2 separate regions of the Homo sapiens genome follow, and region 1 is linked to region 2. Evidence: chromatin contacts called from ENCODE Hi-C or POLR2A ChIA-PET data. All regions are on one chromosome and are shown on one strand. The core of a region is the stretch at or near the end of the contact, and the rest is flanking DNA. Distances in the headings are between cores, read along the strand shown. Region 1 overlaps NFRKB (nuclear factor related to kappaB binding protein). Region 2 overlaps LOC124902793 (a long non-coding RNA gene).

Evidence for each region. Hi-C counts contacts between places; a loop is a spot of excess contacts on that map. ChIA-PET counts read pairs that join two places held with the same protein, here RNA polymerase II (POLR2A). Pooled maps may share reads with other maps.
Region 1: a map of PC-9 shows a loop between it and region 2 (3-fold over the local background). The contact joins two enhancer-like sites. A Hi-C loop is called at or near these places in 4 of 168 maps with a recorded cell type or tissue (K562, PC-9, endothelial cell of umbilical vein and 1 more) and 8 of 50 pooled maps. POLR2A ChIA-PET finds 5 or more read pairs at or near these places in 2 of 52 experiments (Caco-2 and K562).

What each region holds. Positions count from the first base shown.
Region 1 is chr11:129,863,390-129,866,709 of GRCh38, forward strand. NFRKB (nuclear factor related to kappaB binding protein) reads right to left here. Exons shown (of 27, transcript NM_001143835.2): 25 at 2,488-2,594; 26 at 1,577-1,712; 27 at 247-1,461. The coding sequence ends at 1,336. Among named protein-coding and RNA genes, the nearest start is that of NFRKB, 31 kb to the right of the region's middle. Within about 2 kb of position 1,527, at least 3 of the 41 ENCODE cell types and tissues checked have a DNase peak (open chromatin) inside an H3K27ac peak, as active enhancers do; they include PC-9, where a contact is called at or near this core.
Region 2 is chr11:129,762,181-129,765,769 of GRCh38, forward strand. It overlaps LOC124902793 (a long non-coding RNA gene), which reads right to left. Exons shown (of 2, transcript XR_007062952.1): 2 at 1-3,589. Among named protein-coding and RNA genes, the nearest start is that of TMEM45B, 52 kb to the right of the region's middle. Within about 2 kb of position 2,196, at least 2 of the 41 ENCODE cell types and tissues checked have a DNase peak (open chromatin) inside an H3K27ac peak, as active enhancers do; they include PC-9, where a contact is called at or near this core.

The sequences.
Region 1 (3,320 bases), core at 277-2,776, 100 kb after region 2:
CTCCGCCTCCCGGCTTCAAGCAATTCCCCTACCTCAGCCTCCCGAGTAGCTGCGACTACAGGTGCACACCACCACGCCCGGCTAATTTTTTGTAGTTTAGTAGAGACAGGGTTTCACCATGTTGTTCAGGATGGTCTCGATCTCCTGACCTCGTGATCCGCCCGCCTTGGCCTCCCAAAGTGCTGGGATTTAGAGGCGTGAGCCACCGCCTCTGGCCACAAAAACAAACAAACAAACAAACAAACAAACAAACAAAAAACGCTTTTACTTAAAAGGCCATATAGGAAATACTTTAGGCTTCAGGGCCATCCAGTCTCTATGTCAACTACTCAATTCTGCCTTCGAATCTGAAAGCAGCCACAGATAATACAAACACAAATTGGTCTGGGCTGTGTTCCAATAAAACTTTATTTACAAAAACAAATGGCCAGCCCCAAGGGCCTGGTTTGCAACTCTTGCTCTGGAGCAGAGCAGAAGGTATACTCTGAACTGCAACAAAGTTTCTGCTGCAAAAGCAGCACCTCTGCTGTCCGTCCCCTCCTCTCTGTCCACTGGCTCTGGACGTCCATGTGAACAGGCTTGCCAAGAAGGACAAAGTGGGCAGGTAAAGCTGGGGGGGGCGGCCACAATCAAGATCCCAACACCCCTATCTTTAAGAGGCAGTGCCAAGCGAATCCCATTTCAGGGGACCCACTCTACCTCGCTGCCTACGATGAATTCCCATCTTACAGCCTCTCGATTACTATGCAGTTACCAAGCTGGCTACCACCTTACTAAGATTCTTGCCATTTTCTCATTCTAGTCAAAAAAGTAAGTCATCGGTTTAGTGGAGGGGGCAGCTAAAGCCCAAGTTTGTATTTGAGAAAGATGTACAACAGGTTCTTTAAAAAAATAAATTACATAAAATTTTCTGGACACAAAACTCCTATCCAGACCACTAGTCATGGAGAAGACCAGAAGCCAAAAAATACAATCCTCATGGAGAACCAGCCTATTCGCTGTGTGCACTCTGCAACTGGTAAGCCTTCCCTGGGGGTCTTACTCTCAGAACTCTGGCTTGTTGGACGTAACTGGTAATTCCTGCAATTTCAACAGAATATTCTCCTAGATTGGTAGAGAGCAGACCTTGGAACCCTGGAGTGAACCTTTCTCAGGGTGCTCCACTATGGCACGTGGCAGCAGAATCCAGGCCACGAATCCAGGCCACCGTTGCCATCACCCCTCGCCTGGCTGCCTTGAACAGGCAAGCTTAAAACAATGATGCAACCTCCCTGGTCCCTTCTCAGCCAGGACAGACCAGGCATGGTCTTTCACGGAAGCCATCCTCTCTCATAATCATTGTTGCTCAGGTGCCTGTTTAGGAGACGGAGCTGTAGTCACAACAACAGTGGAGACTGCTTTGGAGGAGCCAGAAGCTGTTCCCTGTTGGAGATGGGATGCAGGGACAGTCTGGATGCGCACCTGTTTGCAAAGACAGAAGGTCAGGTCAATGGATTGCAAGCGGGCTCACCAGTTAAGAACAGCAGTGGAATCAGAGAGGAGCCGGATATGGCCAAGAATTTGCCCTGGGCCTTACCTGTGTGGCCTGACCTTGCTGCTGAAGCTGCTGCAACTGCTGAGCAGTGAGGAAACTAACAGGCTTATTGCCAGCAATGAGCTTAGTGCCTGCTGGCATAGTTGTGAGGATGATGTTGCGGCCCAACCCACTGAGGCTGTGGAGGGAAAGCAGGGGTGAGATATAATGATATCGACAGGTATTCTCTGGCCCAGATTTAGGCCATGTATTGAAGGACAACAGGGAGGTCTGTGCCAATGAAAATCCCAGCATTTCAGATTGAAATGGAAACCAACTGCTGAGACCACCTTTCTTCCAGCTTCACCACTTCCCATGGCAGGAGAAGACAGTAATCCCAGAAGACCCCAGTGCTCTGGATAAAATGGCCCTTGGCTCCTGGCCCCGACCAGCAGGAATAGTGGACAGGGCCCCAGAGAGGTGTGCACTTCTGCAAGAAACGCTCCCCCTAATAGCCACATCTCACAAGCTGCCCTGAGACTGCAGACTCATTTCATCGTGCCCTTTATCCCTGTTTAAATTAAGGCCACAGGTGGCCCTCATTCCCTGAACTGCTTAGGTTCAGAGCTCAAATGTCAAAGGGAGGCTTCCCTCACACCTAGCTGAGCCCCATCCTAGCACTTCCCACACCCTTTTCTCTCCAGTATGTATCACCACGCATGTTGCTTTTTTATTATTTCTCTACTTTACAATGTATGCTTGGAGAACAGCAGGGATTTTCATCTGTTTTAATCACTGCACCTAAAACAATACTGGATGCTCAATAAATACTGTTGATGAGCACAATAAAGCAGAGGTGTCAAAGAAGGGCCCCAGAAAGACCAGCCACTTTGCCACTCGGTGACAAGGACTGGTAAGCCCTGCCTGCCACCTCCACCCCCGAATTGGTTCCTTTACCATGACATAGTACTTACTTGGCTCCAAGGTTGCCTTTGATGATGGGGGCTGTGACCACGCTCTTGCCCTTCATTGGCTGGCTGATCACAGAGAGGGGAACTGTGATCCGTGTAGGCAACTTCCCCTAGAAAAAAAAAGCAGTCAGGTTTTGTAAGACAGGAGGTAAGGAAAACCAGCAAGTGTCACCTCCAGGGCATCAGGAACTGAGAAGCAAGCACTACAGATGCTGTCAGTCCCCAGTACCCACCAGGGTCTCAAGGCTCCTGAGGTTTGGGCCCAGAAAACCCTAACGAACTACTTATATACCATAGTCAGGTGAAATCTGATCTTTTATCATCCTCTTTCATGCCACCAGAAGCAGCAGCAACCCATCTATCTGCTTTCAACAGGATAAAACCTGTATCTAAATCACAAAGGCAGGTGTGTCCTCACTTTAGCACAGTCCAAGATTCTGAGTTCCTTGGAGGACAGAGGCTTATCTCTGTATCCCTCAGTACATGGCACAGTGCTGGGCACACAATCACTATTTGGTGAAATAAATTTGAGGAAGGACAGAGGAGCTCAAGAGTTAATACCTAAAGCGCACAACTACTCATTGGAGTGCAGGGCCACTGGTGAGGAACAAACAGCAGGGCATGCTAGATTAGGGAGAGGCCATGCTCTCCGGTGCTTTCCATTTCTCCCGGAGATAAGAGAGGTTAGCTAGGGGACACTAACAATAAACTCAATCAAGTGAAAAGTCCAACCCCCAAGCTAATAAAGCCTAAGAAGAATTTTTTTTAGAAACTGAGAAGGCCTAGAGTCTTTGGGACTTCAGGATGGTTAAGATAGGTCACTGCATTACCTGTTT
Region 2 (3,589 bases), core at 946-3,445:
TAACTCTTTGAAAGTAAATGACAGAATTTATTTTCCCGTTTAAAAAACAGAAACACAAAGACCCAGCGGAGTCTGCATTTTCTAGGTTTAGTCAGCCATTCTGGAAGCTGTGTCCTGGTAACCACAGTGTCCCAGCTATGAACTCCAGGCAAGTGTACAGCATCATCTTCCATTCACCATGTGGTTACTGCACTTCTCATACAAACTACCTGCGTCACTCAGTTATCCACTATCAAGGACTATGCCACACTCCCTAGAGCAGATGCAGGGCACTTAGAGATTAATAAAACAGGCTGGGCACAGTGGCTCAAGCCTGTAACCCCAGCACTTTGGGAGGCTGAGATAGAAGAACTACTTGAGCCCAGGAGTTCAAGACCAGCCTTGGCAACCTAGTGAGACCCCCATCTCTACTAAAAAATAAAAAACTAGCCTGGCATGGTGGCACCTTCCTGTGGTCCCAGCTACTTGGGAGGCTGAGATGGGAGGATCCCTTGAGCTCAGGAGGTTGAGGCTGCAGTGAGTTGTGATTGCACCACTGCACAGCAGCCTGGGCAACAGAGCAAGACCCTGTCTCAAAAAAATTAATTAAATAAATAAAAATAAAAATAAAACACTTTTAGAGTTCAAGTCTTAATCGCCATATGGCTTTGAGCAACTTATTTTATCTCACTATGCCTCCATTTCCTAGACCTGGAAACGAAAATAAGAGAGAATGAAATTTAAACAGCTTCTCAGAAGAGTATGTAAGTTAAGCCACATAAAGCATATAAATATCAGTCACTTAGTAGCCACTCGGCACATGGTAATTACAAAGCATGGTGCCATAAGAAGTTGCTGGGGAGGCAGACATGTAAATGAATGCAGAAAATATATGAGGAATACTAAAATAGAAATTAAAGTGTCCTGTGGCTTTTTCGTCCACATAGACGAGTGTCAAAGCTAGTATCTCTCTGGGAGGATCATGGCAGACAGGAGGCAGGCCTAGATTGCAGCTCCCACTCAGACGGACAGAGCAGCATGTGGAGTATTGCATCATGAACTTTTGCTCCAGAATGACTGCAGGAAGAAATCAGGAAAGCCAAGAGAACCCACAGACCCTCTGAAGGAAGTGAATTGCTCCTGCATGACCTGGGAGACACCCCAAATACCGTGAGTGCCCAAACTATGGAAGTGGGAAAGGGGCATCATTCAGTCCCAAACACACAACCTCACTGGGGAACCTCAAGATCTAGATCACCAGAGAAGATTCTAACATTACCTGGAGCTGAGTCAATTTAGAGAGCCGAGTGAAACGCAGGGGTAGAAGAAGCAGTGGGAAAATCCCTGTGGGCTCTCTGGGTGCCCTAGCAAGCCATTTCTGCCTTGCCTCCCAGGGGTCATTGGGGAGGGCTACCAGAGGCACTGGGAAAAGGCCACAGGGAGAAGGAAGCCTCCAGCTGAACTTCGTAACAATTCCAACTGAACAAGAAGTCTCCTGGCCAGAACTACAGGGAGGGCGTGAATCCTGTGTGCAGACCACAGGTGGGGAAGCACGAAGGGTTCACAGCTTTCACAGCTGGGAGGCTGGTAGCCTGGGGCAAGCTCTCAGCCCTGCTTGTCCACTGCCTGGACACAGACTTAGTGCTGTTGAGCAGGGAATGGTGAGAGTGAGACTGGCCCTTTGGGTTGTGTGGGAGCTGGGTGAGGCCTGTGATTGCCAGCTTTCCCTCACTTCCCTGACAACCTGCATGACACAGCAGAGGCAGCATAATCCTCCTAGGAACACAACCCCATTGACCTGCGAACCACACCTCCATCCCCCACAAGCAAGACCCACTCAAGGAGAGTCTGAACTCAGACATGCCTAGCACTGCCCCCACTTAATGGGCCTTCCCTACCCACCCTGGTAGCTGAAGACAAACAGCATATACTCTTGGGAGTTCTAGGGCCCTACCCACCGCCTGATCCCTCCCATACTACCACAGCTGATGCTCTCTGGAAAGTGCCACCTCCCAGCAGGAAGCCAACCGGCTCAAAAATAGTGCATTAAACCACCAAAACTAAGGACCCTCACAGAGTCCATTTCACCCCCCACCACCTCCACCACAGCAGGCATTGGTATCCACAGCTGAGAGACCCACAGATGGTTCACATCACAAGACTCTGTACAGACAACTCCCAGTGCCAGCCCAGAGCCTGGTAGACCTGTTGGGTGACTAAATTCAGAAGAGAGATAATAATCACGACAGCTCAGATCTCAGGAAGCCACATCCCTAGGAAAAGGCGGAGGGTACTACATCAAGGGAACACCCTGTGGGACAAAAGAATCTGAACAACAGCCTCGAGCCCTAGACCTTCCCTCCGACAGAGCCTACCCAAATGCGAAGGAACTAGGAAACCAACTCTGGTAATATGAGAAAACAAGGCTCTTTAATACCCTCCAAAAAAATCACACTAGCTCACCAGCAATGGATCCAACCAAAAAAAATCCCTGATTTACCTGAAAAAGAATTCATAAGGTCAGTTATTAAGCTAATCAAAGAGGTGCCAGAAAAAGGCAAAGCCCAATTTAAGGAAATAAAAAAAAAATACAAAAAGTAAGGGGAGAAATTTTCAATGAAATAGGTAGCATATAATAAAAAGCAATCAAAACTTCAGGAACCAACGGATGCAGTTATAGAAATTCAAAATGCTCTGGAAAGTCTCAGCAATAGAAGCGAATAAGCAGGAGAAAGAACCTCAGAGCTCAAAGACAAGGTTTTCAAAATAATCCAACAAAGACAAAGAAAAAAGAATAAGAAAATATGAACAAAGCCTCCAAGAAGTCTGGGATTATGTTAAATGAGCAAACCAAAGAATAATCGGCATTCCTAAGAAGAAGAGAAATCTAAGAGTTTGGAAAACATATTAGGGTATCCACTACTGGGTATCTACCCAGAGAAAAAGAAGTCATCACACGAAAAGGATGCTTGCACACATATGTTTATAGCAGCACAATTCTCAGTTGTAAAAATGTGGAACCAACCCATATGCCCATCAATCAGTGAGTGGATAAAGAAACTGCAGTATACATATACAATGGAATACTACTCAGCCATAAACAGGAATGAATTAATGGCATTCACAGCAACCTGGATGAGATTGGAGACTATTATTCTTAGTGAAGTAACTCAGGAATGGAAAACCAAACATTGTATGTTCTCGATCATACGTGGGAGCTAAGCTATGAGGATACAGAGACGTAAGAATGACACAGTGGACTTTGGGGACTCAGGGAAAAAGGGTGGGAAGGGAGTGATGAATAAAAGACTACAATTTGGGTGCAGTGTATACTGCTCAGGCGATGCGTCCACCAAAATCTCACAAATCACCACTAACGATCTTACTTATGTGGCCAGGTGCAGTGGCTCATGCCTGTAATCCCAACACTTTGGGAGGCTGAGGCAGGTGGATCACGAGGTCAGGAGATCGAGACCATCCTGGCTAACATGGTGAAACCCCATCTCTACAAGAAATACAAAAAATTAGCTGGGTGTGGTGGCGGGCCCCTGTAGTCCCAGCTACTCAGGAGGCTGAGGCAGGAGAGTTGGCGTGAACCCGAGGTGTGGAG